Regions from separate parts of the Homo sapiens genome. Here region 1 is linked to region 2. A link is a loop called in an ENCODE intact Hi-C map of the cell type or tissue named here. Cell type or tissue: OCI-LY7. All regions are shown on one strand. Links, peaks and the distances in the headings refer to the core of each region. The heading gives the core; the rest is flanking DNA.

The links. A loop is a pair of places that touch in the nucleus more often than their neighbours do. Peaks named below come from ENCODE experiments on the same cell type or tissue, not always from the same donor. Only the 100,000 strongest peaks of a DNase experiment are listed, where the experiment ranks them.
Region 1: it touches region 2 in a loop (2.4-fold over the local background); 2 of 110 quality-filtered maps call a loop at or near these places.

Annotation. Positions count from the first base shown.
Region 1 is chr6:107,634,768-107,651,163 of GRCh38, reverse strand. SOBP (sine oculis binding protein homolog) reads right to left here. Exons shown (of 7, transcript NM_018013.4): 6 at 15,695-16,396. The coding sequence ends at 15,698. Among named protein-coding and RNA genes, the nearest start is that of SOBP, 150 kb to the right of the region's middle. In OCI-LY7, for the core only: no CTCF peak of the experiment used is centred there; a DNase peak (open chromatin) is centred at 8,353; H3K4me3 peaks cover 1,111 bases; H3K27ac peaks cover 2,804 bases.
Region 2 is chr6:107,530,110-107,546,505 of GRCh38, reverse strand. SOBP (sine oculis binding protein homolog) reads right to left here. Exons shown (of 7, transcript NM_018013.4): 4 at 12,896-13,047. Among named protein-coding and RNA genes, the nearest start is that of SOBP, 48 kb to the right of the region's middle. In OCI-LY7, for the core only: CTCF peaks have their summits at 9,819 and 10,018; DNase peaks (open chromatin) are centred at 10,125 and 10,625; H3K4me3 peaks cover 2,513 bases; H3K27ac peaks cover 4,000 bases.

The sequences.
Region 1 (16,396 bases), core at 6,673-10,672, 110 kb before region 2:
TCCTGAGTAATTGGGACTACAGGTGTGCACCATCACACCCAGCTAATTTTTCATATTTTTTGTAGAGACAGGGTTTTGCCATGTTTCCCAGGCTAATCTTGAACTCCTGGGCTCAAGCGATCCGCCAGCCTCAGCCTCCCAAAGTGCTGGGATTATTACAGGTTTGAGCCATTGTGCCTAGCCATGGAGTAGCAATTTTAGTTTCCTTCAAGGACTTTTTCCTTGCATTCACAACTTGATTGGCACAAGTAGCCTTGCTTTTGGCCTGTCTTGGCTTTCAATATGCCTTCCTCACTAAGTTTAATCACTTCTAGCTTTTGATTCAAAATGAGAGACATGGGTCTCCTCCTTTCACTTAAACATTTAGAGGCCCTCCTTTCACTTAAACATTTAGAGGCCATCATAGAATTATTAACTGGCCTACTTTCAATCTTGTATCTCAGGAAATAGGGAGGCCCAAGGAGAAGGAGAAAGATGGGGGAACAGCCAGTTGGTGGAGCAGTCAGAACATACCCAACGTTTATTGACTAAGTTTACCTCTTACATGGGTGCAGTTCATGGTGTCCCAAAACAATGACAATAGTAACATCCAAGATCACTGATCACAAATCACCATAACAGATATGATAATGAAAATGTTTGAAACATTGTGAGAATTACCAAAATGTGACACAGAGACATAAAGTGAGCACATGCTGTTGGAAAAATGGCATTGATAGACTTGACAGGGTTGCCACAAACCTTCCATTTGTACAAAGGCAATATTCGTGAAGCGTAATAAAGCGAAGCATGATAAAGTGAGATATGCCTGCAACTGAAAAACATTCCTTCTCCTTTCGAGTCTATAGCTCATGGTAAGGAGAGGGTATGGGAGCCAAGGGTGAGTTTCATCTTAGCTCAGTGTTAGGCTCTGGTCTGAATCGCAGCTTCATCACTGTGATGCTACTCACCCTATGGCTCTGAGAAGCTAAGGTTCCTGAGTACTAAAAATAAAATAAAAATAACAATAAAAATTAACCAATTATAAGGCCTTGTTTTCTTTAATTTTTAAATAACTTTTTCTTTTAGCTATATCCCTTATTTTACTTGTTAATCAGTAAAAATTACAACCATGTAAGACTCCCTACTGGGATAACTCTATCTTTAAGTCTTCATTTTACAAATGAAAATGTTGTTTTCCTTTGCTGGTTCTATGGGTTAGGGGAGAGCAGTCTGTTTTTTCTTATAAGTGGTCATTGCTATTTCTTGCTGACCTCTAAAAGTTTCTGAGGGGCGAAGAACCCAGAACTACGGAGCCCCTTCTTGTGCACTCACTTAAGTAAGTCCTTATCTTCACCTTGGACAATGGATCCTCTTTACTAAGTTCTTTCCAGAACCTGGAAGTTTAAGCAAACCAAATGACCAGGTCTCTGGTAGGCCCTCTTCCAAAACCATGGAGGGATTCATGACTAACAGTGTAGTTTTCTTTTTTCTTTCTTCTTCTTTTTTTTTTTTTTAACAAACACACTATAGCAGATGGCTCTGTTCACTCCCAAAAAAGAAAAATAGAATAAAGAAGAATTACATGATAGAGCTGTTCTGCAGGAAATTTTGAACAAGAGCCTAGGTCCTATGCCCTGGCTTTCAGAACTAAGTACTTCCCATTGTGGTTTATGTCTTCAATGAAAGGAGTTTTCTTTTTTTTTTTGAGACAGGGTCTTGCTCTGTCACCCAGGTTGGAGTGCAGTGGCACCATCATGGCTCACTGCAGCCTCAACCTCTTGGGCTCAAGTGATCTCAGCCTCCCAAGTAGCTGGGACCACAGGCATGTACCACCAAGCCTGGCTAATTTTTTTCTGATTTTTTGTAGAAATGGGGTCTCCCTGTGTTGCCCAGACTGGTCTCAAATTCTTGGGCTCAAGTGATCCTCCTGTCTTGGCCTCTAGGCCTTGCAAAGTGCTGGGATTACAGGCATGAGCCATGGCTCCTGATGGTTTTTTTTTTTTTTTTTTTTTTTTTTTGGTAGTGGGGGCGGGGCAAGGTCTTGCTCTGTCACCCAGGCTGGAGGACAGCTGCATGATCATAGCTCACTGCAGCCTCAAACTCCTGGGCCTCAGCCTCCTGAGTAGCTGGGTCTACAGGCATGCCCAGTTAATTTTTAAATTTTTTGTAGAGATGGGGTCTCAAACTCCTGGGCTCATGATCCTCCCACCTCAGCCTTCCAAAGTCCTGAGATTACAGGCATGAGCCGCTGTGCCCAGACTAGGAGTCAAATTTTATTGCACACCTAATTTACATCAAATACAGCACCAGGCATTTTTATATACTTATTTCACTTGGAAGCAAACAGCAATGCTACTGAAATATTTATTACTATCTCCATTTTACAGATGAATAACTTTGCCAGGAAGGGTTGCCAGAAATAGGAAAAGGTGGATGGAAGTCCAGCTTCTAGAACCCCAAAGTCAAGTTTCCCCCTCCCGCTGGGAGAGCTGACCCCTAGCCTATGTTCCATCTCCCCCCTTCTTTGCCCTGACAGTAGGGTGGCAGGGTCACAATGTCAGAGCTGTATAGTGCCTTAGAGACATACATGGCCTAACACCCTGCATTTGCAAACAAGAACTCTGAAAAGTTTTTCATAAGAAAAAAAAAAAACCACACATTTTCATCAAGTCTCATCCAACACACGAACTAGCTGATGTCAGTTCATGGAACTCAGCAGGCCCCTGGCCCACAGCTCTGCTCCCCTCTCCCCACTGTGACTACAGGAGCAGGTGTCACTGTGTCCCTGTTAAAGTGGGAGATGCTAAATCCTAGATGAATTTAGAGACTCATTCAAGGGGTCAGTGGAAAGGACAGGGTCCTTGTCCTTTTCTGATTTCTACCACCCTGACTCTCAAGACTGCGGCCTTCCAAAAATTCTGCCTGTGACAAAAAAGCCAGATGTTTACTGTGTTAAGATTAAGTGTGTTACTTCTCTATGTTATATGAACAGAGGCATTCTAGGTAAAAGAGAAAGAATACAGAGAAAAAAGCAGCTTCATGTGGCAAGTAGCTTTGACCTGTGGGTCAACGGCAGATTTTAGGATTTAGATGAGGTCTGGGAAAGCAGTCTTCTCCACACTTGATTCATTCTTTATGACCAGCCCATTAGCAGAGAGAGGGAGGGAGAAAGCTTCATATTAGTACAAATGCCATTGCAAAATGTAAGAGCTATAATACTGATTTCTCCCCCAACAGCAAAAATGATGGAGAGTGTGGTTACTAACTGCTTTCCTGCAACCCTTTAACCTCTCAACCCTAGATGTTCAGGCACAACCTATTTTCTCTCTGGAATTGGCTTCCTGATGTGAGGAAGCCATGCCGTGGGTGGCAAAAATATGACTCTGGTGCTTGGCACAGGGCATGTAACTGAAGCAGCTGCGGTCAGATCCCATGTTCCACCGAGAGGAAAGGCAGATGAGGACTCAGGTTCTAATCCTGGCTGCGCCACCCTGTGACCTTGGGCACTCGCTCTCTTTGTTGCAGTCTCGACTTGTAAAAGTGGAACCAGAGATTTTATGAGAATTTCTGGAATGGTTTCCCTAACCTCTGAGGTTGACAACGTGGAAGTGTTTCATTATTTTCCATTACACATCCAAGGGAAGAAGTTCTGGGCTGTAGGGGCTATCATGACAATTTTTGTAATAAGCATCTACTACGAGCCAGGTAGCTCCCGGACATTTTAACTTGTTATTTACATTGGAGCTGATAACTGCACAAAGTAGGGGTTATTATCTTCATTTTTTACACATAAGCCATGGACAGTGGTTTTGCATGGAAACTCTGGAGCCAGGCTGCCAGTCGTATCTCAGCACTGCCATTTACTGGCCACATGACTCTGGGTGGCATACTTAACCTCTCCAAGCCTCAGTCTCTTCATCTGCAAAATGGGCTTAATAATGCTAAGTCTCATGCATTGTTGGTATGTAGCATTTAAACACTGCCTACATGTAGAAAGTGTTCAATAAATATTAGCTATTATAATTATTTAATGAGAAAATGCAGGCCCAGAGAGGTTATAAAACTTGTCCAAATCCTCACAGCTGGTAAGTGACCCAGCCAGTTTTCAAACCCAGGCAGGTCTCACTCCAGCCCCAAGCTCTGTCCTTAGGCAATGCATCCTTTCTAACAGGATGGCAACTGCCATTTTAGGGCATCTGTGATGAGCCACACTTTATACATTTCCTTACCTGTCTCTTACAGCAATCTCATTACTCATGACATAGAGACTGAGGCTCAGAGAGCTGAAGTCCCTTTCTCCCTCACCTGGTAAGTGTCTCTGCTGGGATACGAACCCAAGCTGGCCCAACTCCAGAGCAGATATTCTTTTCCACTAAACCACACTGCCACCTTCCTTCACCACCAGGAGCCCACTGGCACCACATGTGGAAGCTTCTGAAGGTTTACAGCCTGGAAAGTCAAAAAAGAGAAGAGGACATATCCAAAAGGTTGCCAAACTTTCTTAAAAGTAGCCGCAGGCCATGGGAGGATCTGATTCTGATGCTGAGAAAATCTCCGGAGATGTCTAAGGAATATAGAGCAAGCCCCCTGAGCCTTTCTGCTGCCCTTCGGTCTAAGGACAGACAGTCTAGGCATCGCTGTGTAACCTCCACATTCCACATTCGTGAAGTCCGCTGCTGCAAGAGCCAGGGCCTGCCTCTGTGCATGCATGAAACAGCAGCCCACATCTGCCCTTCCCTGCTGGCTTAAGGCTCAGAGCTGCTGGTTGGTCAGAAGGGTGGGGCCTCTGTTTCTGTGGCCATCTGGAGCCAAGCCAGCATCTTCCTTCTTTAGATCCTGGAATGGTCTGTTGATTGTGAGATTTCCTTCCACCGTGCATTGTGACATTTCCTTAGGCCCACTTAGCACAAAGAAAGTTCTTCTCACTGTCCAGAGACAATGGCTTTCCATACTTAACCCATAGATCTGGCAGCGCATGTCCCTCGCACTCCAGCGATGACGTTCTGCAATGTTTAGAATCAACTGCTGGCAATTAGCCTGCCATCAGAATGCAACCATCAGCTTTAGCAATGTCAGTCTTTCAGTCTACAAAGAGCTGCTCAAGTAATTTTCCTCAAACACAGATTTCATCTTGTCATTCTTGTGCTTGAGGCCACAGTGACGTTGCCCAATGTATTGAGTACAAATTCCCCAAACTCCTGTTCTACCACCTTCCCACTCTCCTCCAGCCTCATGCTTCTCACCCTCTGTGGTCAAGCCCTTTGTTCCAGCCAAGTGAACCGGAAGGTCATCCCTAATACAGCTTGCTCTTTTCTGTGTCTGTGCCCTTTAACATGCTACTTCACCCCTCATTTCTCCACCCCTGATCGCCAGCCCACATCCCTCCTCAGGTTCAGAATTCAGAATTCATCGACCAGAAGGCACTACATCAAGGCAGCTTCATTAGCTGTTCCTCTATGGAGACGCTTTCATTCATGTGATCACTGAATACTTGTGTGCTCATTCTTCCAGCCCCTGTGCTAGGCACTTGGTTACAACAATGAGTGAACTGGACCCGGTCCCTGCTCTTGCGAAGCCTACTGTCTGCAGTGTCACATCAGTTTGCAGGTTCTGCATGTTGCTTGTAAAAGTGACCTTGGCTTTTTTTTTTGTCTCTCAGTAGGTTATTAGTTCTTCAAATCAAGTCAAGGACTCCTGCCACACACCCTCCCCTACTTTTTTTCTTTTCTCTCTTTCCCTCTCTCTCTCTCATCTTTTAATAACACAGACCTGAGCAAAGTCAGCATTAGATATTGTTAGTGCAAAATGGATATGTTTTACCCTCTAGGGAAATAAATGAAGACTATCTCTGAACTATGAATGAGCAAAAGGGGACTGCTTCCCTCTGTTTGGATATGATGAGGAGTTATTAAGTTTCGCAGATTGTAATATATGAATTAAGTATACATTTAGGATTTATAAAATCCAAAAATAGGATTTTAAAAGTTATTATTGCTATGCATAGGCCACACACACACATGCACACACACACACCCAGAGCTAAGACAAAGGACAAGTTGATCACCTGATCGGACAGTGAGAAGTGCTGTCAAAATCAGGATGAGAACCCTGAACCAGTAGCCCTCATCTTCATTTGCAAGGTTATAATGTTTTTCCACCAAAAATTTTTCATAGTCTTTCAATCAATATTTAAGGTCCATGTTGCCTAAACCTTGGGGATTATGAAAATAGCCACTAAGTCCCATGTTTATGATGCCATCTTATTTAATGGGAGGATTGAAGAGATCTGCATGTATTTTTGGTTTGGCAAATCTTAGAATTATTTTTTCAACATTTGGGTTTGGATAAAACCAAAACTTATTTTGCCAAGCACTTTGGCCTTAATTTTCAAACCCATGTGTATTTTAAAAGAAATTTGATCTATGTGTTTCTGACTCATTTACACTTAACTCATGAGAATGCTGTTTGGTAAGAGCTATTAGATGTCCAAGCAAGTTTATGAGCCTTTTAAAGCCTTCTTTTCCCCATTCTTACCAGAAAGTTGTATTTTGCCAGCCATAAAAGAGTGTGAGCCCCAGGGGCCTGTGATCACTTTGAAATTTATAACCTCCAAAGCTTAAATGGATTCTGCGTTTGGAAAAAGGGTTTCCCCCTCCTCTTTTTCATATTAAGTGCACAAACAGGCTACCTATGATAAAGACAGGATCCTATGTCTTAGCTTCCAAGATGGCTGAAGGCAAATAGTAAAGAATTCAATCCAACCACCAATAAATTGTCCCTAAGACATTTCAGAGGAACAATATGACACTTTAAGTTCATGTGGACACAGACTGAGATCCAACACTCTAATGGGAAGTTTTTTGTTTGTTTTTTGTTTTGAGATGGAGTCTCACTGTGTCGCCCAGGCTGGAGTGCAGTGGCACGAATTCGGCTCACTGCAACCTCTGTCTCTCAGGTTCAAGCTGTTCTCATGCCTCAGCCTCCCAAGTAGCTGGGACTACAGCCATGCGCCATCATGTCCAGCTAATTTTTTATATTTTTAGTAGAGACAGGGTTTCCCCATGTTGGCCAGGCTGGTCTTGAACTCCTGACCTAAGTCTGATCCACCCGCCTTGGCCTCCCAATGTGCTGGGATTACAGGAGTGAGCCACCACGCTCACGTGTGGGACTCAATACGGTTCAGGTTAGAACACTTTAGCTTTTGAGTGCTGGGGAATTTCTTTGTTTTAAATCACAGACAACCAATCTTGTTTATGATTTTTTAATACATTTAAAAAATAATAAAATAAGCTGATTCTACTAAAAATGACATTTGAATTAAAACCAGAAAAGCAAGAAGAATGTGAATGCATGCTGCAGCAACTTCATCTTGTATCTTCTATAATGATGCTCAGATACTACTCAATTATAGTATTCTAGTGGGAGAAAGCTTTTGGGTAAATTACTTAAAAATGGCTTATAAAGGCTGGGCATGGTGGCTCATACCTGTAATCCCAGCACTTTGGGAGGCCTAGACAGGTGGATGATGAGGTCAAGAGATGGAGACCATCCTAGCCAACAGGGTGAAACCCCATCTCTACTAAAAATACAAAAAAAAATTAGCTGGACATGGTGGTGCGCGCCTGTAATCCCAGCTACTTGGGAGGCTGAGGCAGGAGAATTGCTTGAACCCAGAAGGCAGAGGTTATAGTGGGCCGAGATCGCGTCACTGCACTCCAGCCGGGCAACAGAGTGAAACTCCATCTCAGAAAAAAATAAAAATAAATAAATAAATAAAAGCTTATAAATATTTAAAGTATGAGCATCTAACACATTATAAGGACAAAGTTTTACATGTAACCACATGTGCTCCAAATATCTTGAAATTACTCTAAATACGGGTTTAAAATATCAAAAGAGCTTGTTGATGGGATGCAGAGCTTTGCAGAGAAACTTAAACCTGATCATTCTTGCTCCCACAACACCCAAGCTGCACAGTTTTTAAAGTGTGTGTGTGTAGATTTCTTTAGAAAAAGATCACGTTACAGTCTGAATTTCTAAAACAAGAGTTGAAGGATGAAATATAGGGTTTCCCCTTCTCTCTCCAAATGCCGTTTAGCCACTTTGCTTCTAGATAATTTGTTATTGTAGGTTGGTTCAAATTTAAGACAGTAACATTTTAGAAACACTTGCAGAACTAAGCCAGCTGCAAGGAGGATATCATTACAAATTGAGACACATGTTGTATGGGAATACCATTCATTTTCAATACCAAAAACATATCTGGGGAAATAAGCCATGCAAATGAGGGAAAGATCTACTTTTTAGTTGTATTTTTTTGGATGTTAGGTCAATGTTCCATATCAAATGAATTCATGAAGCGTTTCTCCCTTTTGTTCTTTAAATACTATCAGTCACATTCTTACTTCCCTTTTTACCCAAAACAAAACACAGCTTACTATATCAAAGACAGACAACAAACCAGAGGTTCAGAGGGGAAAATGATGAGACAACTAGTGCTGGTGCAGCCAAATATCTGGATGGGAATGAGGCTGGGAGCACTGGAAGCTTTGATTTGCCCCAGCCCTGACCCCTTGGCTACCTGGAAAGCCAGGTCTGCTCTGCCCCCATCTCTCTACTCAGGGCTGTACATCTGGACCACACAGTACAATTGCACAAGCATTTTTTGCTTATGATCATTAATTCAGTCCAAGGAGTGGCAGAGTTAGGTAACTTGACTGATTTCCAATTTTAAACTATGTAGTACACTTGGGACTATTTTAAAGCATTAGAGAATAATTCCAAGTTTTTGTTATTGTCATTTTCTTTTGCTCCAGTCATTTTTCACTAGAATCTTTTCGATGACCCTTGAAATAAGTTTTGTGCATGTGTGTGTACTTCCCCTCCCTGTTGATGGTCTCATGTTCCCAATCCTGACCCCACCCTATTTTTTTTTTCTGTGCTGTGGAAATCCACAAATCTGGAGAAGAACTCTCTGCAGTTAGTATTCAGAGCTGGTGTCTGAAATGGCATTTACCCCATTTCCTTGAGAATGGGACCCTGTTAAACGATGCCAGTGCTAAATTGTTTATTTTCTAAAGCTAATTTCTTTCTTTCTCTGAATGAATTTCGTTTATGCCCTTTGAGGCCCTAAGAAAAAGTTTACACATGCAGAATGCATTGCCTTAACATCCATCCACATAGAAAGTGCTATGCACTTAAAACGGCAACGGAAGGATACAAAATAAGTTGTGCAGGACACGGTAAGAGAAAACAGCATGGCCACCCCCGTCCCTTTGGCACGATCTCTTAGACAGGAAAGTCTGGAAAAGGCGGGGCGTTCGGGTGAGGGTAAGTGTTCCACAACATGAGGTAAGTGTTCCACGGTGCAGCGTATTTTGGTCCTCAGACATCTCTGCCCCTCTGCAGCACTTGTCTGCATGAAGGTAGGTGTAAATGATTGAACATGGTGCACAGGCAGCAGCTTAGGCTGGCAAGGGAGTGACTCATTGGAAACCAGTCAGGGAACTGATTTCCAGTGCCCTCCTGGGCAACGGCTGGTTAATAGCTGGCCGAACGCGTCTCTTTCCAAGTGCAGTCTCTCCAAGTAAAGAGGCATACTGGGGAGCTAGGGAGCATTGGCAGCGCTCCCAGACACTGCCACATCAATGCCCTGGTGTTCACCGACCTGTCCACCTCTCTGACTCTGGCCATTCTGCTTTCTTGGCCTCAGTGGCAGAGTAGAAGATCTTTCCACAGAAGAACAGTGTCTCCCTGTATCGTACAAATTTTGAAGGTCCAAGTGCTGGGGAAGTATCTAGCTTATTTCTTTTCTTGCTTCTCTTTTCTTCTTTCATCACAGGCCCTTGTGGGAAATGGTAACTTGAAGAAAAGTCTGTAACCTTTTGCATTGTGTCACTAAGGCAATCTTATTGAGGCAAGTGCTACATGATGTAGCTCCAACTTTGATTCTGCAATATTAGGCCCACAGCAGAAATTGCCAAACAATATATTCTAAGTTTTAAGAGAAACTTTCCATTAATTCAGCTTCCTCAGAGAAACAAGAAAAATTTCAACTCAGATATTGCTCCATAATAAGGTAAGATAATCCTTCAGAGATATAGAGCATACTTTTTCTGGAGCCAAAATCTATGGACGTCTTCTCCCATGAAAATGCCTCTGTGCATAGGCACATAAAACTTTCCATGAAATTTCAGGGGGAGTTGCTGAAGGCCATCCAGGGACGAGTCCAGGGGGCCAGGAGACCAGCTTTAGGGAGCTGCCATATGGATCTGGAGACAGAGCCAGGACCAGTGCTGCACTAGCATGACCCTGAGTGGGTGCCTCCTCAAAGTCTCTGCCCTAAGCCCTTCCTTTGCTTCACTCTAGTCCCAGTCCTGCTGAAGATGGAAGGTTATGGGTACATCTGAAAGTAATAAATATCCAGTCACAGATGTCATTTCATATTCCATCATAACCTGATTGACATCATATATAAAAGTTGGATGCTTGTACATTAAAACCTTCCCTCCAAGTCCCTGGTCATAAGGGTTAACATGGTCCCAGCAGCATTGAATTGGGACATATCTCAGGCCAATCTTGACACCATTCATTCCAGAAAACTTTCCTCTACAAGTCTGAAATGATCACAGGAAGCACACTCCCAGGTCCTCCCACTCACATGTGTCCATGACACAGACCTGGTGTCTTCTTTCTGGCTCTCTGAAGTACCTCTACCTAGAACTATATGTGCCAACTGCATCCCAACAGACAAGCTAACCCTTAACTTAGGGACTGTCACCAATTAATATTCCCAATAGTCAAGTACTGGACCATTAGATAGCACAAGTCTGACACAGGATCCGAGCACATCCCATTCATACTGATTTCCTTTTGTCACTCTCAGTTTTCCTTCTTTTCCTTGTTTTAAAAGTAGGCACCTATAGTATTGTTTCGAATGTATGGACTGACTTCCCAACCTCCTCCCAGACAGCCTCCTCTCTTGAACTTCTCAGTTTGAGAAACTAAATTGGCAAAAAACTTTTTGGGACCTCCACCCTTTTGGCTTCCCCAATGAAGTGAACTCCTTGCCTTGGAACAGTTGTTTCTAGGACTGTGGCTCCATGACCAGACTAATAATTAAACTCCAAAAAGCCAAACTACAGGTGCCTCCTCCAGCTTTCCCTGAGAAAATAAGATGTCAAGTCCCCCCTGCTGAGCCTGGAGTAGTATCATGGAATTGGGACCAGGAAAAAGGGTCTTATATTTTCTTTCTGGTTTTTGAAACTTAGAAATTTGGGAGCCACAAAGGTGGAAAAGTGAGATGAAAGGGTTACTCCTTGTACACATTTTTTCCATTGATTATTTTACTTAAAGAGTCTATGTCATTTCCCTGGAAAACTGAGGAGGGGGAATATTTTCTTTTGAATATCTTCAAACATTTGCAAATGGTTACTCTGAACTCCCCAATGTACCATAAACAAGTGTAAACTGTAGAAATTCAGAAAATGTACAAATACAAACAGCTATCCCTCAAGCTCCTAGGCAAAGACAAAGAAGGGAGTATTCCATTTATAAATGGAATTCTTTGTGGATAGAATAGTTCGGAAAATGTTTATACATTGTTTTCCTTATTATTCGGGGGGATATTTTTTCCAGCTTACAGAAGCTGCAGAACTGGCATTTGGAGTCTTAAAAGTTGAAGATCAAAGGAAGTTTACAACCTTTTAAAATCTTCAACTAAACTTAATTAGTTCTGCATCTGGGGAAAATAGTTGTCCACTGAAATCATTTGTAATCATATCAACACACAAGAATGCATAAAGGCAGGTAACCAGGAACAGAATAATTTCCAAATGGGGAAAAAAAAACCCTATAATTTACAAAGAACTAGCAAATAAGACTTCCTTGAAGACAACTGTAGCTGCCTCGGTTGCTAATTTCTAGATACTTTGGTCTGCTTTTGATCTATTTTAAATGATTTTTTTAAACAGTACTACAGACTGGGAGCGGCGGCTCACACCTGTAATCCCAACACTTTGGGAGACCAAGGTGGGCAGATCACTTGAGGTCAGGAGTTTGAGACCAGCCTAGCTAACATGGTGAAACCCCATCTCTACCAAAAATATAAAAAATAGCTGGGCATGGTGGCATGTGCCTGTAATCCCAGCTGCTCAGGAGGCTGAGGCAGGAGAATTGCTTCAACCCCGGAGGCAGAGGTTGCAGTGAGCCCAGATTGTGCCACTGCACTCCAGCCTGGGCAACAGACCAAGACTGTCTCAAAAAAATAATAAATAAAATAAAATAAAAATAATAAAATAGTACTACAGTATGAAAAAGGCAGACATAGTGAGAAGAATGAAGAGCTGACTGAAGTTATTGACAGATTATCCTATATAATATATAATGAATATATATGAGAAATAATATATAATGAATCACCAACAAGCACACGGAGAAATCATTCACCTGCACCTCACCCACCACATCTCAGCCTGAGTTTTGCTTTTGGTTTGTAACACTTTCCACTTTGGCTTTTAACTTGTCACCAGTGTTCAGCATCAGGGCACAAAAGCCATACGGTCCTTTATTTAGTGGATACACTTCCAATTTCCCCAACCATATGAACGGTCTGGGTTTCTGAAGGCATAGAAGAAAAACAGCACCACATGTGCACAAAAAAACAGGAAGGGGCCTGGGCACGTTGGCTCACACCTGTAATCCCAGCACTTTGGGAGGCCGAGGTGGGTGGATCACCTGAGGTCAGGAGTTCGAGACCAGCCTGGCCAACATGGCAAAACCCTGTCTCTACTAAAAATACAAAGATTAGCTGGGCATCGTGGCGCGTGGCTATAACCCCAGCTACTCAGGAGGCTGAGGCAGGAGAATCACTTGAACCCAGGCAGCCGAGGTTGCAGTGAGCCAAGGTCGCGCCACTGCGCTCCAGCCTGGGTGACAGATTGAGACTCTGTCTCAAAAAATAATAAATAACTAAATAAATAAATAAAACAAACCAGGAAGGGCCAGAGAATGTGAGTAAATTGTGGCAGGTTGAGACTGTGCTGTGAGGTGACACGGAACTTCTGAGGGCAAGAGGAAATGTGATTTAGTGGAGGAGAGGTGGTTTTTCCCCCATCTTAAATCACTTGCCTTGTCACCCTTTCGTAGCTGACAAAGCCTGAGTATTTCTGTATTTCTGATTTTAAAGAAAAGCTGTAATTTCTTGGGGGACCCATCATTGAAAGAACTCTTCAATCTCAAGAGGTAGTGGGCAATTTCATCACCACATCTTCTGAAATTGGCTGGAGCCAGGTTGATATTTTTAATGATTCTGGTCCACATACAAGACTGATTCTTTATTCAGAAACATATATCATCCAAATAGCCATCGTGTATTTTATGTTTTTATGTTATTTTGGTCCCAAGCTACTCATATGTTAGTGTCACTATTCTTGACCTGGTCACTTCTCACTCCAATGATGGTATAATAGTAAAATCTCTCACCCTCCCATTCTTCTTCTTTTCAGCCTCACCTGAATGAGTGATATTAGAATGTGTTTAAAGTGACAATTCCCAATGCTTTCTGACTTTCTGAAGGCCGTCACTTTTTTTGTCACACATCTTCCCATTACTCACAGCTTTGTCAACCAGATTAAATTACTCTCGTGAAGAAATCAGGGGCATTTTCAATTGAGGTGACTGTGAGAAGGCTGAGGCCATCTGTCTTCAGGCAGCAGAACTTGTAGATGTAAAATCAAGAAGGAATGGTGAACTCATTTTTAGTATTCTTCCTCTACTGGCAAAGCCATCAGAGGAAAAGGAAACCTCGAACGATGGTGGCTGAGAAACCTTTCTTCCTCAACTGACAAGTCTCCTTGCTCTGGTCTGTGCTTCCCAAGCAATCTCCTGGCTATGCTAGGGGCCCAACTTAGAGACCAGGGACTGGACACACCACAGCAAGTGCTGTGCTCCACGTTTGTATTTCCCACTGTGGAGTAATGGGTTGGTAATTTAGGCTTGTTGGTGCTGCAGAAACAAGAATTCAACTGTCTGAACACTTAGAGAAGTTAGGAGGTAGACTCAGTTTTTGTTTGTTTTTTAAGAAACTTTCCCCTATGACAACTGAGGGTTGTTTTACCCACTGAGGTGGGTAAAACAATTTTAGTATGTAGGGTAATAAAGAAACTAATTAGCCTATTCTCCTACAGTGGTTTTTTAAAAAATGCAGCTCTGGAGTCAGACAGCCTGGATTTGCATCTCAACTCTGCTAATTTGGTAAAATCTTGGGCAAGTTACTTTAATGTCTCTGTCTTGGTTTCCTCATCAATAAAATGAAGACGATAATTGTCCTATGGACCCAGATCCAAATAAATACTACCGAAAAACACTTAGAAGACAGCCTGCATACAAATGTGAGCAATTATTCATCTTACGAGATCCACTCTCCTGGCCCCCGCTTCCTTCCTCCTGGAGTTTGCACTCCCACCAGATGGGGGCACGCCATCATTTACCTTTGTATCTCCCTAGTCCCTGGAAGGAGCAGTGTACAAGTTAGGTGCTCAATAAATGCTCATCTCTCCTCTTCCTCTCCATAAGAAGTTGATAAACTCAACTGAATTTTGGCCTGTTTGATGCCCGCTTGGATAGACGGGAGAGCTTGGGCTGTGTCCAACAGGCCTGAGTTGAATACGGCTTCCCCACGTACCAGCTCTGCTTCGGGCACAGTATCTAAGCTTCATCTGCCTCCTTGGTGAGATACAGATGATGCCTATTCCACCAGAATTGGCAGGAGGAGCAAATGAGGCCACCTCTGCCTATGACAGGCACACATGTTAGTTCCCCTTCCCAATATTGAAAAATTTAACTCACTCTTGGCGGCTCACTTGGCATTAGGCAGGAGTCTGTCTATGAGGTCAGAGATGTGCAGTGTCACTCACTTTAGCAATGCCACCCTCTTCCCTATCGAAGCCTCCCATTACCTGCAAAGGTGAGCAACTCATCAGCTAAGCCGCTGGGCCCCAAAAGGGGGAGAGAGCAAAGCTGGTCAGTGACGCTTGAGGCCTACCCTGGGGGATGCTGCTTGGTGCCAAACTGCAGGAAGGAGACCCCATGAACAGGAAAGACACCCTGCCAGGCAAATAGGACTCAGTGGCCTGGGTTCAGTTGACATATGCATGTAAGAGTTAGGTTTCATTCTCACTTTACAAATGGAATCCCGTCCTTATCAAGAAAATTTGGTGACATTCTGCCAATGAGGCAACCAGCTCTATTTAGTAGGTGGCCCAGCTCATGGGTTCACTGGACATTTCACCACTGCCCTGCAACCTCATGATCACACATTTAGGTGTCCCAAGTTAATCTCTTCTCCCTCCCCCCATCCTCCTCTTCTCCAATAGGGTGATTTACGGAGATGAGCATGATAATAAAGTGTAATTGGAGAGACAATATTTCATGACAGGTTGGAGACTGAGCTCTCCCCTCAAGTAAGTGACCCGGGGCTTGGCACTCACATGCTGTGGCTCAGTTTCCTCGGCTGTAAAATGGGAATGATGCTACTGAACAACTCAGCATCAGAGCTGCTGGCTCAGAATGTTGATAGCGTGACCACACCGTGTGCAATATAAAACACACACGGTAAAATCATGACTATAATTACAACTCTCCCCTCTGCCTTGTCAGAAGTAAGGAGAGGTGCACTGGCTGGTGTGGAGGAGCGCCCGGCGGACATACAAACCTTTTACTTATTCTGATTTCTAATTCGGAGGCACCTCCTTTTGAGCGGCGGCTCCAGGTCCTCAGGCCCGGCGCTGAGCATGGGCGAGGAGATGATGCACGGTGCCATGGCAGCCTTCTCCGCGGGTTTTGGCACAGGCTGGATCACGCAGCCGGTCTTGGGCAGCATCCGCAGAGCATAGGCATGGTCCTCGTCCGCGGGGTTATTAAGGTTCGGGTCTGACTTGTCGCCCCCCGCCAGGGCCTCCTCGCCCATCAGCTTTTTGGCCGCCTCCCCGTCCAGGTGGCAGTTGGAAGCACAGTTATTCTCCTTGACCGACTCTAGCTCGCTCACCGCCGGTTCCTCAGGCGACAGCAGCTTCTTGGGGGGCGCGGGCGGCGGCGGCGGCGGCGGCTGCTCGGGAGGCGGCTCCGCGCTCTTAGCGCCCTCGGCGGCGGCGCCGCGCGTGCCGTTCACGATGACGTTGCAGGCCGCGGCCGCCTCGGGGCCCGCCGGGGCGCCCGGGCCTGGGTCGCCGGCGGCGGGCGGGCTGCAGTGGCCGTCCCTGCAGCCGCCGCAGGTCCTGCGCTCCGCGGCGCTCGGCTCGCGCTCCGCCTTGACGTGCGCGTGCAGCGCGCGGTGGATCACGTTGTGCAGCCGGGCTCGGTGGCCCACGGTCAGGTCGATGACGCCGTCCTGCGGGCCCTGCAGCACGCCTGGGAA
Region 2 (16,396 bases), core at 7,974-11,973:
CCTTGAGAGAGGCTGGATGCCCTTGCACCCCAGTGACTTCTCCACTCTCAAGTATACGTGCTATTTTTAATGCTATCAGCAACATCATACTTTATTTCCTTCATATGTTTTGGACCCTCTGATTTACAGCACTTAAGCTTCTCAAATTTGCTTCAACTGATTTTCCTTAAAGATTCAAACCACTGTTTAAGTTGCAAAAAATCCTTATAAAACCTGCTCTACATCACAGATTGATACAGGACAGGGAAGCTACTCCCAATTGCCCATATACGGCATCTTTCTCTTACACTGCTTCCTAAGGTCCTTGGAGCACAGCTTCTGATATCCAATGTCCATGCGTACAGTCTTCACTATTTTTGGTTGCTTTCCGAAATGTCATCTGTGTGCCCTCTCCATTTCCCATTGGTCTTTAATACGTCTTCCAAATTTCCTGAGACGGATTTTTTACTTTCTAAAGGATGCCTTTTTAGTACTAATAAAACTTTCATACTTGTCTGCTTAATCACGCCAGCTTTACTGTCCCCTTTTTCCTTTTTGTTTTTGGCTCAGAGGTATATGAACCATCTGTGCCTCTAAAACAGTTTGCTTAAATAGCCTCCAGGCAGATTTTATGGTTTTTAAGTTTTTTACTTTAACCTTCAGCCTGCTGTTAGCCATTTTCAGCACAGTTTTAAAATCAGCCTCTTTTGGAAATGACTGTCATTATGTGTGGCTTTCAGGAGCTACTAGATCTGGAGAGGAGGCTGCTGACTCCAGCTGAACTGCAGTCCCTGGTTCACAGTCACCTGAGGCAGGTAAAGGTGTAGCTAGCCTTATAAGGGTCATCTCTCCCATCTGGCATCTGAAGAGAGATTCAGATACCTCTCATTAGCAATATCCATGTCCACATCACCCAGGTAAGACCCAGGAAGATAAAATCTGAATTACTTACCTGCCTATTTATTTGTCACTACATTTCTATAGAGTTGTCATCATGACTTTAGGTACTAAAATTACATGCGAGGCTGAAACAAAGAATACAAAGAAAGGGAGGAGAATCCCTTCCTTCCCGCCACACCATTGCACCACAAGAATCACCCTCTGTTGCCGTGCCAGCAAACATGCTGTTCTCTTTCCGTTTTATCACGATTGTCTTGCCTAGGGACCTGAGTGTCAATCAGCAGTTCTCTGTCCTGGAATTCATCATTACCCAAAGTTTCTGTCTGCCCTTGTATTAACGTTAACGTAACTATATAGTTCTCTCTATATATAACAAAACTATATCTCTTCACCACACCTAGTGGGGATGAGGGTGAGTATCTGCCCTTTCTGTGGCTCTTCCCCGCAAAAAGTGACTTATCTCATTTATCTTTCAACCACATTCATCAGACAGTAATTACACTATTCTCCTCTCTCAAATCAGTGCATTTTTGCCCAATCTTTTCTCTGCTGTCATTGTTGCTTTTCTAGTACATTTGATAGTTAAGAACACTTAAGCTCTTACAGTTATCATTGTGATTATTACAGTATTATGATGTATTTATAAAATGCTTCTACCTTCAAGAGTTACAAGCTGCATACTCTCCGAAATGATTTAGTATTAATGTGCTAACTCTATAGTCCATGAAGCTGATCGAAAAGTCAGAGCAGGCAGAGGCCAGCAGGCAAGCAACTAATCCCCAAGGATTGGTAGAATGAATGAATGAATGAATGAATGAATTTGCAAACAAATGGATAAATGGGGTTATCATTCCAGGGAATATTTGTTTGTTCAATTGTTCTCTTGTTTGTGGGTAAAGCGCCATTCCTTCATAAAGAACATGAAATTAGCAAAGAAAGCGCATATCAATGCCAAAATTAGAAATCACACTGTGGTGTCCTCAGCCCAATAAGCTCTTCCTTCTCTCTTTCCTTACTTAACACCTCTTTATCCTTCAGATTTGAGTGCTAGCCCCACTTACTCAGGGAAGCTTCAAGATCTTCTGACAAGTCAACTCACCCTGATAAAGGTTCTCATGGGACTGTGCCCAATACTATCATGGCACTTGCCACAGTGACGACTTCACATTTGCGTTATTATTTAAATAAACATCTGTCCCTCAATGGACTATAAGCTTCATGAGAGCAAGGACCAGGTTTTGTTGGCCACGGCAACTCCCATAGTTACTGTTCAACAAATATTTGTTGAATGCATAAATAAATAGATTAATTAATAATGGTGAAAGCTGCAGTCTTCAAGACTTCTACTCCTTTGGCCACCTGAACTTGAAGCATTTAGCCTCAGACTGTGTCACAATTCTTCTGAACACTTCTCTTTTCCTTCTGTTTAGCAGACACAGTTTTCAGCCACAAAGATAGTAGCTTCAATGTGTGGACGAGTTAACTCTTGATGGGTAACAGCAGCCTCATCCCATCAGACTTCTACTCCAAAGCATCTAGCTCCCCACATCCAATACAGTCCTTGGCCAGCCTCTCCTAGGCCACTTACACTGAGGAAACTATATTCTGAGCTATCTGCTGCTGTAATGGCACCACTGTTCCTATTTATAAATGGGAATAACAGCTAACCACAATCCCTTTGTTTTAGTTCTGTGCAATCTCATGTTCTAAAGTCTGAAAAGAGTGGAAATAGTGATCACATCAGTCCTGATACTAGAGCCAATGTTCTAATAATCAGGTTTCTCAAAACAGCTGGTGCTGGGTAGAAGAGGTGGTTCATCTAAGGACCCTATGATGACGGCTAACCACATTTTTATCTTTCAATCCACTTTGGATTATTTCTCCCACATGTCAAGGGTAGACAGGCATGACACATCCATCGTGTAAAGAATTCAGCCTCATGAATTAACCTCAGGAGATCATCTCTCTTTCTCTCTAGAGGGCATTTGCTTGCATCTCCCATCAGCCATCACTCTGGTCCCCTCCCTAACAGTTCCCTGACTTTCATTCTGGTAGCTACCCCTCCCCATGCTGCCCATGGGCTTCAGAGGAAAATGAGCTCAACCTGAATTTCAGAGGGAAGCCCTGATTGGCTCATGCTAGACATTCCATTGCTCTCTCTCGTCATAGCCCACCCTCCCAATTCAGGTATGAGCATGTAATGTAAGCATAGACAATGAGTATGAATTTCAAGACTCTTTTTTTGGAATGCTAGGCCAGAGACTCATTCCAGAGGATGTCAACAAGAAAGTGTGTAGCCCTGATTGCTGCTAGCAGCTGTCCCATGACCACTGGGGAGCTTGCCATGAAATGTGGCCAACACTCTACATGGAAGAATACAGAGATGGAAAGAAACGGGACTGTGATAAGACCACTGTGCTGCTGAATCAACCTGCCCCAAAGTACATACTAGCTTGGGACTTTATAACTCCAAATGATATCTTTTATTGTTGAGGTCTTCTGTTACTTGTATTAAAAATCCTGACACACCCTACAAGTAATCACCAGACTATACCTACTCTCAGAATAAAGCTGACATCAAAATAATCCCTTTACCCAAAGATGGTCCCTTCAAGATTACCATCTCTTTACCATAATGCTACCTCTAAGGCTAGAGCTTGAGAAGGCCCGTGGATGCTGTAGGTCTCTCAGAGCAAGAGTTAGATTCTGTATGGAGCTTGCCTTCTGAGGCCCTAACCTCTCTACCGGGTTGGGGACAAGCCCCACCTGCCCTACAGAAAGAAAATCGCTGTGTCAGAACACTTACCCAACAGCATCCCTCCCTGGTGCCTTTCCTCCCACACCTTGCCCAAAAAAAAAACAAAACACACAAAAAAACAAAACCACACACACAAAAAACTAAATTGGTTCAATACACTTTTGCTACTGGGAAATGTTTCATAACTACTAATGAATAATTCAGTGAATAAGATATTTTTAGTTTTCTATTGCCAGACACACCCAACTTTGATGTGAATGCTGTTGCCTTTCTTACTCTTCAAATCCCCCTTGCATACGGGATCCTGAATGTGTTACTTCCGTCACAGAGGCCCAATCAACAACAAAAATCAGATCATATCACCCATCCTGCTCAACAGCTTCCAATAGCTGCCATCACACTTAGAATGAACTCCAAACTACTGCCTCTCCAGCCTACGTCATTTGGCTTCTCACCACCTTGATCATTCCGCTCCAGACATCTGTACTTCTTGCTGCTGTTCAAAAATGCCAAGACTGTTCCTGCCTGAGGACCTCTGTTTCTCACTTACTCCCCCTTCTCCACAGGACACTCTGCTGCCAGCTCCTCACACACAACTAGCTCCGTCACTTCCTTCTGTCCCCAGCACACGTCACCTCCTCAAAAATAACTCCTGTGATCCTCAGATATGAAACAGCAGCCCTTCACTAGCCCTCTCCCTCACTCTGCTTTTTATTATAGCACTTTTTCCTACCTGAAATCATATTACAAAGATATGTTTAAGCCTGTATATATCATCTATCTCCCCCGCTAGAGTGTAAGTCCCTTTAAGACAGGGACTTTTTCTCTTGTTCAAAAGTCTACCCACCAAGACTAAAACATGCTTAGTGCCGTATACAGGCTCAATATATCTTTTTATTTTATTTTTTAAAGAATGAATGGATGATTAAATAACAAGTTTTTTTTTTAAGTGTGGCTAAAAACAAAAAGCTGTAGGGAGGTACTTATCTCCTGTCGGGCAAATTCCCCTTTTTCTTTGTTATCAATTTATATTGCTCCACTTATGAAACATACAATCCTACAGTTTATCACAGAAAGTGTCACATCCTTCAAAGATTCTCCTTATAACAAAGATTTAGATGTGCAGTCATAAAAATGCTCACCATATTTTAAATGATATGAAATCATTCTATCAAAACAGATTATAAGATAACATATCATTTATGAGATCCACATAAAAATCACTGCTTTACCATGGAATGTCTGGCAAAAGGCCAGTGAAAATTTGCAGTCATAATATCTCAAAATTCCTATTACCCATTGAGCCTCCAAAATATAGTTATTGGAGTGGGAGTGGGATTAATTAATGCTAATTAGCTAATCAAGAAAGTTAAACATTAAGAAAGTTTAAGTTTCTGTGACAAAAATCAGATGCAAAATCTTTGAATTACGTCATAACTTCTACTATTTCGATGGAAAAATAATCATTTCAAAGTCAAGGCACTTGTTTTTCTACGATCAAAGGTGGTTAAATACCTTTAAATACATTTCAACATATTTATGAAGGAATTATCCTACATGCCTCCAAAGCTCTCTCATAAATCAGTATAATGTTTCCAAAGCACATTTGGAAGTACAAAATTCATATCTACTAACTATATTTTCCTCTATTCGAAGATGAATTAAGCAGAAAATACATTAATGTCTGAATTTATAATAGGAGTGGTTAACCCTCAACCACAGCAAACTAATGAGGAATATTTTACCATGGAAAAATTAATCAGGGCTCTCCAACACTATGCAATTTGACATTTTGAGGACTTAATCAGGAATGGATTTTATTCCGCTATTTACTTTTCATCATGGGGATGACTTACAAAGACACTACCTGTTAGAACAAATATAATTCTTGAGCTTAATCTTGTCACTTTAAAGAAATTTATTTTAAATAATATTCCATAGTTTAAAAATAGTCCTCACAGAAGCAACATTACTAAGATTATGTCATTTCTGGGCCAAATTCAGCTCTCAAACATTGAGCAAATATCAACATAGACACAGTGAGCCTCAGAAACTGAATGTGACTAAACCTCTGTTAGCAATGAGACAACACAACTTCTGGGAGGTTGTGACTGCTGGACATGGACTTCCATCCCCAGCCATCGATTATCACTATCTTTGTTAAAGACTACAGGAGTTTCATTTAACTAGAGTGCTCAGTAAATTGCAGCAGAGTTCAAGCATCTTTATGGATTCATTAAACCATTGATCTGCCTCACAGAGCTTGTAGCAGAGCCCAGCTCTGGCCCACAGCCTGTGTTTACAGAGAATGCAATAGACTGATGTTTGTAACCTCCAAAGGCAGTCTGTCAGTAGACATTAGATTCCACTGTGTGCACAGCCACCCTAAGAGTGGATTGTAACATAGGGAATTTCCCATTCTCAGTCTCAACTGCTGGGACAGAAATGAAGTGACCATCTGTAGCAAGATTTTCTTTATTCCATTCTAATCTGTGATAATATAAACAAAGAGCAAAGAGCCCGAGGAACAAAGAATTACATATGGCTTGGCCAGTTCACACTTCTGTTTATGTGTACATAAGCTATCCAGAGGTATTGAAATGGAGGAGAAATTAAGATAATCACAGGCATGCCTATAGCTTGGATCCCCCATGGGGCCTCTCGACTATACTAGGCATTGTGACCAGACATTGCAAAGGTGTACAAGAAAAATTCAGGACTTAATCTACTACCTTAAAATATCTCAAGGCAAGCCACCTGCCCTTTTATGCCTGCACTTATTCAGATACTTAACATTTTTAACAAAGCACTGAATCAACAGAGTATAACTACTATTCCAGGAAAAAGAATAATCATTATCTCTTGGTTTCTCAGGACAGTTCACCAAGCACTCTCAGAACCTTCTCCCTCCTCTGTTTTTTATTAATAAAGTCTCACAACACCTTCCTTTTTAAGTCAGGCACAAAGAGTAACTTTGTGCTGAATGCAGCTTATGATCAGAGAATCACATCAAAATGACCTGTAAGATAATTCTTTAAACGCTCATTCTTCAGATAAAGCTGAACACTGTTAGTGGCAAGGTGAGAGAGTTGGAAATGTAAGTGACTGGATCAATAAGGAGAATGTTCGTCCCAAATAAATAGATCCCTTCCTGATCATTTGTTTCACTGAACTGCCCACTGCCCAAACAGACAGTCGGACTATGAACTCCAAACACGCACATTCATCACTCTGCAGAAGCAGTCACCAGAACACAATGTGGCTGATGCAATCTGACACTGTGGTTAATGTTAAAAGGGAGCGTGCCTTTTAGATGGATTGGATAATTACCGGCAGTTCCGATGAGAAAAAACTTGATTTAAGTGAACAGCATTAGCCTTCACCAGAAGGATGGCCAGAGATGTACTATGTCTGAAAATTAACATTCCAGCATATATGTCAATAGCACTGTGTATTGATCCCCAGGTGACCGGATTCTGATTTATGAAAAACTCCCTCTCTTCCTTCCGCTCACTGAAAAATGTTGAACACAGACTGGGGCTTGAAGCTATTTCGAGTTTTCATCAACTCTTCACATTTAATTTAAAATATCTAATGTTATTCAGAAACTGATGTCCATTCTGGCTAATGGGTTAGAATTATTGCTGTTTCCTTCACAGTCTCACAACATGTGGCTCATTAAAAACTAGAAGTGGTTGCTGTTCCTTTCAGTACAAACCTACTTGCCCCATGCTGTGTTCCAGGTATCCCTTAGACCAGAGTTTCTCAAGTGGTTTTCAAGTGTTTTGGTGAACATGAGGTCACATACCTCTCCCCAAGCTTCTGATGGCTTTCTAGAGTACTATGTCCCACCCTGTCTGCAGAACCTCTGCCTTGGAACACTTTCTAGCTCTCCTCAAGAGCCTGTGTGTCACTTTAAACGGACCTACACTTTACTTCACTAGCCAGAACCTTCCTGCTCTAACCCTACTCCCAAATGTGTTTCCAAGGACTGACGTTTACCCCTCCTCTGTGATTGCTTTTTCCAGCCTCTCATTTGCAGCAGCTCATCAATATTCCATTCTGTATTTCAAAATACAAGACAATAAGAAACACTTGGGTTTGTTGTTCTTTTCCCCAGAGCTTTCTGAGAACACCCGTTTGCTATGACCAAAAGGGAGCTCAGCCACTGGCCTGCAGACTAAAACCCTGGGAGGAGAAGCCACTATACACATGAGGCAGTGAATAGGCTTATAGTACAGTACTAAGGAACACTGCAAAACCAAGCAATCATCCTGCAGGCCAGGGTGCAGCTGGACAGATTCAGGAGGCTCACTGGTGGCTGTTAAAACCAAGGGGAATCCACAGGAAGAACCCTGGGGCTCCCCAGGTGCATTTACTGGTGGGCCAAAGATATTTGCCAGCAACTGGCAAAAGCAAGTATGTGGCCTGAGCTTCAGGTGGTCAGGGGACATTAATTGCAAGTAATTTCTTAATGTCCTTCTCCAAGCCTTCATGAATGATAGCCATTTTGCAAATTAAATCTTGCAGGTATTTAAAGGAAAAAGAGTAGACAGGTTAATCACTAGATTAACAGGGCAATTGTTACACATTTCTTCTGTACTACTTGGTTCTATAATTAAGTCTGAAACTGAGAAATCTTTCCCAGGATATATTCAACTTTAATAAAAAGACAAATAGACTATGTCTAAATAAAATATAACTCCAAATAACATGATGATACATGCTAATTAGAGATGGGTTCTTCCAAAAGAAATGTCTTCTAAGAAGAGATCGCTGTATAACCAAGAATATAGTCTGAAAGTAAAAGAAATGCCAATAACAGAATATTCTCCTCCTTGAATTATTTATGTTATTATTATAATGATTGTTAGGAAATCTTAATGGCATCATTTGCAAATGTTGTTTCTGTCTATATCATCTTTTTCTTTTTAATGCATCCTTATCCTCATCTCTGAGCCACATTGGTTTCTTCCCACTGTGATCTGCTGGGGAACCACAATATCATGATATTGAAGAAGTATTTCGATCTTTTTTTTTTTTTTTTTTGAGATAGGGTCTTGCTCTGTTGCCCAGGAAGGAGTACAATGGCACAGTCATGGCTCACTGCAGCCCCAGCCTCCTGGGCTAAGCAATCCTCCCACCTCAGCCTCCTGAGTAACTGGGACTACAGGTGAGCACCATCACAGCCAGCTAATTTTTGTATGTTTTGTAGAGACAGGGTCTCGCGCTATTGCTCAGGTTGGTCTTCAACTCCTGGGCTCAAGCAATCCTCCTACCTCCACCTCCCAAAGTGCTGGGATTACAGGCATGAGCCATGGCGCCCGGCCTTTCAAATTATTAAAAAACTAGAACAAGGAAGCAAAACTTTGGTGCTCTTAGGAATTTGTGTTTACTTGTAAATTATCAACATTCCGAATCCATAAAGAACACTAAAAACTTGAGATCCGAACAAGAAAAGTAAATAATCATCCTTTACATTGCCTGCAGTAGCCATTTGTCTTGACTTTTAATTTCCTTCTTGATTTTTGGATATTAGTTTGGACAATAAGATATTTCCCATGTAAAAGGAAAGAGATCAAACACAGGCCATTTGGAAGTGACTAACATTTGTGGTCTTGTTTGTTACTCCTTTTTAGAGGGATAATGGTTACAAGACATTACTCCCTTAGGAAAGAGTATTTTTACGTGTGCATTACTATGCAAAGTAAAACTGGTGTTAGCAAGTTGGACTAAATGTTTTCACAAGAGTGCAAAATCACTAAGGAGTCTCTGCAACTTTCCAATTCCTAGATGAATTACAAGGACAGAAATGCTCTCAAGTCCAAAAATGGGCTGGGAAAAGAGTGAGCTATTAGTTCCCTGAAAAGTCTCCAATACATGAAATAATGAGATTGACATCCCATTGTCCATACAATGCCCACAGACTACATAAGTATTTTTCTTACCCGCTGTTTCAAAAACTTTTAAGCCAGCAAATAAGCCTTCGGGGATAAGGACCCTACAAAATATATTATGAATTAACACTATCCACTTCCTAGAGCCAACATTCTGAAATGTGTAAACTAGTAGTTAGAGTCCTTAAGTGAATACAGCTGTGATTCATGGTCCTCTCCTGGCAGTGTTGAGTAGAAGTATTTTGAAGAAAGCCTAATATTCGTAGCAATCCAGACAACTCTTCAAATAAAAATTTAAATTCAGTTAAAAATATAACCTATATACTATATAGGTTAACCTGGCTTCAATCCATCCCACCTTATTGCATAGTGACAGTCTGTGAGAGATGTATGTGACACTTTCAACCCGCCCCATTAAACAAACACAGAAACCCAAAAAGAAATGAAGGATTGAGAGGCAAAAGAAATTTCAAGAGCCCATTTTCAGTGGGCCATCATTTTGAGAGTTGGGTTATTTTTGTCCTTGTTTTCAGCAGCAAATCAATTCCTGACTCTACACCCAAGCGTGTGTGAAGAGAAATGCACAGAGACCACAAGCACAGCTGTCCAATTTACATTCACAAATGCAGGTGTTGCTCAGACACAAAACAGAGGTCAGCTGAATACTGCTCCTAATTAGCTACCTTTTCTACTAGGATTTTTCTTTGTAAAGTTATGCATGCAATTTGGGTTCAACTTAGAGACCATTTTTAGATCCCACCATGCTATCCAGCAAGAAGCGGGCTGTCATAAAGCATAATTTACAGCACAGTTAATTTTATGTTTTTTTAAGTCTACACTATACCTAAGGCAAAATTCTGTTCTGCACACACACACATTATTCACTCTGTTTTCTATCCACTTCTCAAAACTTAAAAAAGGTAGAATTTAGCCAGAAAAAAAATCTGTTATGTAGGAATGGGAAGAATTTTGCCCTTTTTCTAAGATTAAGAAAGTCCACAATTTAATTAACAAGGACTAAGGACTTTGTTAAATGATACAAGAGGAGAAGTAGCTATTTGCTATTGTCTTCAGTACGGAACACCCAGGGGCTTATTACAAGCAGTTCTTAGAAATGGCAGGATGGAGACTGGTATCTAATACAATCCATTAGGAAACCCAAGCCCTAAATGAAATGACCACAAAATCCTATCAGTTAACAGAAATGCAGCAGCTGTACATGTTTATTGTAAGACAATATAATATTGTAACAGAGATAACACTCTTTAAAATTAAAAAAAAAGAAGCCAACAAATGATAGACTAGTTTATTTCTCTATTTGGAAAAAAAAAAAACACACACACACACACACACACACAAGAAGGCATAGCACATCAGAGCTTTGGGATATATAAGGAAGGATGAAGACTGCAGAGAAGGGAGGAATTGTTTGTACACTAACAGACAACTGGGATCAGCTGGCAAAGTCACTGGCTAAACACCAAACTGCTGCAACTTCCAGGTTTAGCAAGATGTTCAAAGACATATCCCAATAACGCCTGGTAGAAAGTGAAATGTGATGGTCCTCCTCCCACTGCTGACTTTACCTGCTGTAAGTATTTCAAATGCTAATTCCTATCCTCGCTCCCAGTTATCCATTTTTCAAAAATGTACCCTATGAAAGTTTAAATTCAGTTTGACCTTAAACTTTATAATGATGTAAACAATATAGATATAGATATGGTATTCTGGAGTGTTTTTCCAAATGGAATCAGGTGTCTTTCTTCAAAGGCTCACTATAAAATACAGTTTGCAAAATATAACATGTATCACCAGGATTGTGACAAATCCATCTTGCTTGATTTTAGTCCCTACAGGCAGCCCATCAAGATTCAGACCCATAACCCTTCAGAATTATAGAAAGACAAAAAGCCCTGTTCTATAGCCATCTTCTGGATTGGAATGCAAAGTATTTTGTTGTGGTAAGTAGGGCTTTGAAGAAGAAAGCACTGGGCCCACTCCTGGGTTTGTTACTCCAGTGCTCGGCATTCAAAACGGGAGCCCCGGGGTCTCAGAGATCATTTTAATCCCCCTATATTAAAACAAAACGTGTCTCCCGTGCATCATTCTTCCCACCCTCCTCCCCAGATTCACTGGCTCCTCCCAGGGGAAAGTGAACTTGACTGCTGACAGTCCCAAAAGAATTCCAAACAATTTCCTTACTTGCCTCTCTGTTTCAGTGAAGATTATGAGCCTAACTCTTAGAGACTGCTACTAAAATTCCACCCTGCTGAATTCTGCAGCCTAATTCTTTTGGCATTATGTTTTTTGGCAGAATGAATGTGACCCAAATTTTCAGGAGATAATTTGCTGCAACAGTGCCTGCAATGCAGTGAGCCCATAATTAGCATTTCAGGATTGCAAATATCACACTTTTGGAAAAATAATAATTGTTTGCTTCAAGAAGAACAGATTTGGATCTTGTATTATAGAAATGGAAACAACAAAATGTGGACAATTTTAGTAAAGATTTTATGAATTAAGGAAGCTTTACATATCAATGGAAAATAATTGAGGACTAGCAAGTTACCGCAGTAGTTGGTGGCAAAGGCTACAGCAGTTCTTTAAGGATTCAGAAAATAGTTGTGTGCATGTGCGTGTGATTGTAAAAACATCATGCATTCCATTTCCCATCCATGGTGGCTAACACTATTCAAAAAGGACATTTTCAGACCTGGGATGTCTTCAAAACAAAACCAAAAAAAATTCTAACGATGGCTGTTCCTGTGTTTACCCACCACGCTCCTCACAAATGCTTGGCTGTGTGAGCAATGTTGTTTCACGTATTCATGATTTCATCTTTTCTCAATATCAATCAGCTTTAACATAAGATGTCAAGAGAGACTTGACATTTTTCTTGACAAGAACTCGTGGGCCAGATTTTGAAAAGAGCAATAGCAGTATTTCCACTGGGTACAAGAATTAAACTAAGTGGGCTAAAACTTTCTGGCCATGCTTTTGTGGCTAATTACTTGGCTTTTTAAAGAAATATCTACCACTTATCTTTCATGTACTCAGAGTGCAGTCTGCACTCTACTGCTGGAAAGACACTGGCCATGAGGATACCAGCTGTGATCACAGTGTCCTCATCAGATTCATTCACCCTCTCAGAACACAAACACTAAGCCAAGAGAAACACATTAGAAGGGGATTCCTTATTCCAAAAGGTTAAGCATGACACAAAAGGGGAATCAACAAAACAGAGAGAATAAAAATATAAAAGTAAAAGGTGCGCAGTGTTTTCCGCTAGAAGCTATGAGGCACATGCGCGTGTGGGCTGGTGAGGCCTGTGGGGGGCCGCCTCTCTCTCCGGTGCTCTTACCTTATTTCTCTTGAAGTAGGCTCGTCGGCAGGCCGCAAAGCACTTCTCGCTGCAGAAGCTTTTCACCTCACTTCCCATACTCAGGGAATAGCGCTTGATTCCCACTTTCTGGCACCAGGCACACATTATTTGTACATTTGACACATCATCTTCTATAATAAAAGTATAAGAAAAATGTTCATATCAGAAGCAAACATCCCTTCAAATTTAGACACACCCTGAACCTGACAGAGCTACCTGGGCCTGATTTTAGTTTCTGGACCTTGGAGAAGAAGTGCTTTTTCTTTCTCTCTCTCTCTCTCTTTCTCTCTCTCTTTTTTTTTTTTTTTTTTTTTTTTTGGCTCCTAAGTTTCCAAAAGACATTTACTTAAAAACCAGAGCATGACTGCAGAGCCACAAGGGCTCCTAGGGCTTCTTAGCCTGGTTTAAAAAAAAAAAAAAAAAAGCTTCATCTGCCTAGTTAAACCAGCCCCAGCACTAACGAAGCTTGTAAAATAACCCATTTCTTCAAAGGTCCTGTGAAAGCCTGCAGGATCTGCACTGGGTGGGACAATTTGTAGGGTGCTAACTTACAAATGGAACACCCTCATGTGAACCTTGACCAGACGCCAGGCTCAACCATGGCCTGTTCCCTATTACTGTTAAATGATATGTGCTATTGTTTATTCTTGCAATGTAATAATTCCCAAGCAACACGTTTAGTCAAAAAGGAAAGATGTGCGTGGCCAGATTCTGGCAACGGAAAGGGACAAGCCTGGCTCGCTGAACAGACTCTGACAATGCAGCCTTCCGGCACTGGTGTCCTAAGGGAGATGCAGGCCTGATTGAAATTCTCCTCCATGTGATGTGGTTCCTGGGCCCTGGATGGAGGGATGGTAATGGGAATGCCAGATCATTCTCAGCCAGATTGGTGGTCCTCCCAGCCCCTCATGTCATGTCATGGGGTTGCTCAGAATGAATTTAGGTGGTTTGCAAATATTTCCATTATTTAAATTGTATTTCTTTTCCTTTGTATGAGAAGAAAACAAATTTAACTAGCATAATGAGCCCATGATATCACAAATACTACTGCTTAAAACAAAGGATTTTAAAGTGAGTCAATTAGTAAAATATATTCAGTAAGTCATAGTGCAGGTGGTCAGAAGTTATGACAAACATTATGATGGTGATATTCAGGTCTGGGAAAAACTGGCCTCTGAGGGGTGGGTGGGGGTGAATAAAAGGAAACTTTAAGTAGACACCTAAGTAATATTTCCTTGTTGCCTCTTAACGGCTTTTGCTACATCTTGAGTTTTCTCTGTCCTCCCAATTGATAGTGACTGTGTGTGTGTGTGTGTGGTGTGTGTGTGTGTGTGTGTGTGTGTGTGTGAGAGAGAGAGAGACTGATTGCCACATCTCTTCTTCCTTTATGGAATTTTTTTTTTATTAACCCACATTCATGCTCCAGACATGAATGGTAATCATAAAATCCCCAACAAGCACTCGTATAGTGTTGTCTGATTTCTGGATAAAATCCCCCAAAGACTAATTGCTAAGCAAGGCCTGGTCCACGAGTTGTTGACATATTCAGGGTTCATAGAGTTTGTCATGCAATCATTTCATTTCCAGGGAAAAGATTTGGTTTGAGGCAGTGTGGTCATCAGCCTGCAAAATTAGAAGCAAACTAATTTGTAGTGCAGAGATATGGCTTTTTTCCCCCTGAGTATCACCACTCAGAACTATATGCAGCATTTTATTTACCTCAATGGAATAAATATTGCCATTTTAATGACCTTTTAGTATTTCACAAATTACATATTGTGATCTATTGTTATCAAGTGAGATAGTATAAAAAATGACCTTTGATGTCAGTCCAACATTTTTGATAACTTTCTTTAAATGGTATAATATGAAATCAAATGTCAAACAATTACTGTATTTAATAATTTGTTCTATTCAAAGCAAGCTTTTTGATATTTCAGGAATATCCTTAACAAAAAAAATTTAAAAATAAATAAATAAAAGCAAGCTTTTATTTATATTTTACATGATCTCTAATATGGCATCTCTCTACATATGAACATTTTACATGGTATGAAAAATTAGCAAAGCTTTATAATTTACCTTGGTGTATGGAGCAGTTTTCTTAGATTAGAAATAGCATATATTTTAAAATATTCACCTATCTTTACTAAACTAGATAGCAACTAATAGTTTCTATTTTTCCCAATTGATAAGATACTTTAAAATCTTAAATTCCTGAAAAAGAAGATACAGCAGAATTCTCATAAATTATCCACTGGCAGTAAGCTTGATTCTGGTGAAATCTGTAAGGAAAAAAATTTATGCGGGAAATCACCTGGCCTCACAGTTTAATGAGGAGACCCCACTTCCCAAGGAGCCATTTTAGAACATGCATTAGGTCCCCCTCATTATTTCTTCCTTTAAATAATCTGATTTGGGAAACAAAGCATAAAACTGTTTAAGTCCTAGATCTTCAGCTATAATGGACCAACACTGAGATGAGAAAGAATAGAGTGCAAAGCTATTCACAAGGCCAGGCGCTTAGCTTGCAGCTTGGACCTGGCCTGAAGGAATGATGCTTGAGGCCAAAGGGCAGCTCCGGGGTCTTTCTCAAGCTTCAATCCATCATCACCAGACAGACCCACTTGTCATTTTTTAAAGGGAGGCAAGAATACTTTCTTACAAAGGACCTAACAAATAAACGAACAAAAAGGTAGAATTTTAAAACAGATTATTTCTTATAAATCATTCTTACTACAAAGCAACAATATGACATGAGACCAAATACATTGTGCACTTTTATATCTGGCTGCTGGAAAAACTTCTAGAATGATGGTTAGCATCTGCCTTGTTAAATAAGTCAACGCTCCCCGCAGTTTTTCATACAACTCCATTTCATAAAGGTATATGCTTTGGGAAAAGCCCATCAGATTTCTCCTTTTCTAGTATTAAACTGTTATCAGCAGCTAATGATCCAAAGAACAGTCTGATAATTGGGTTATTCAAAAAATTTAAAAAACATTTTCCGGTATTTCAGGCATTCTAGATTTATAAAAGTCTTTTATATTAGTAACAGATTTTAGAAACTAATAAAGAACTGTGATTATCTAAATTAATATTGTCAGCCAAACTATAGTTCAAAATTCTGTCATCAGACATGAGATGGTGTCCCCATCTTATGACTGCACCCCTAGAAAAGTGAACACTTCTTAAGTGGTTAAAGTCAAAAGGATCAGTCCACTTCAACCCTGCATCTCTTTCTACCTGAAACACGGAAATGAAATGCATGCTTTACAATAAACATGGAAATGAAATGCATGCTTTACAATGGCAAAATAGAAGGTTTCAGCACTTTAACTTTTCTAACTTGATCTGCTTTAAATTTTTTTTTCTACTTAAAAAAATATTTCTTCAAGCTAGGGAAAACCTAATTACCTGTCTTACATTTTGGCTAACGGTCTGTGCCATTAGAGACTTGAGATTACCTCAGAGAAGATT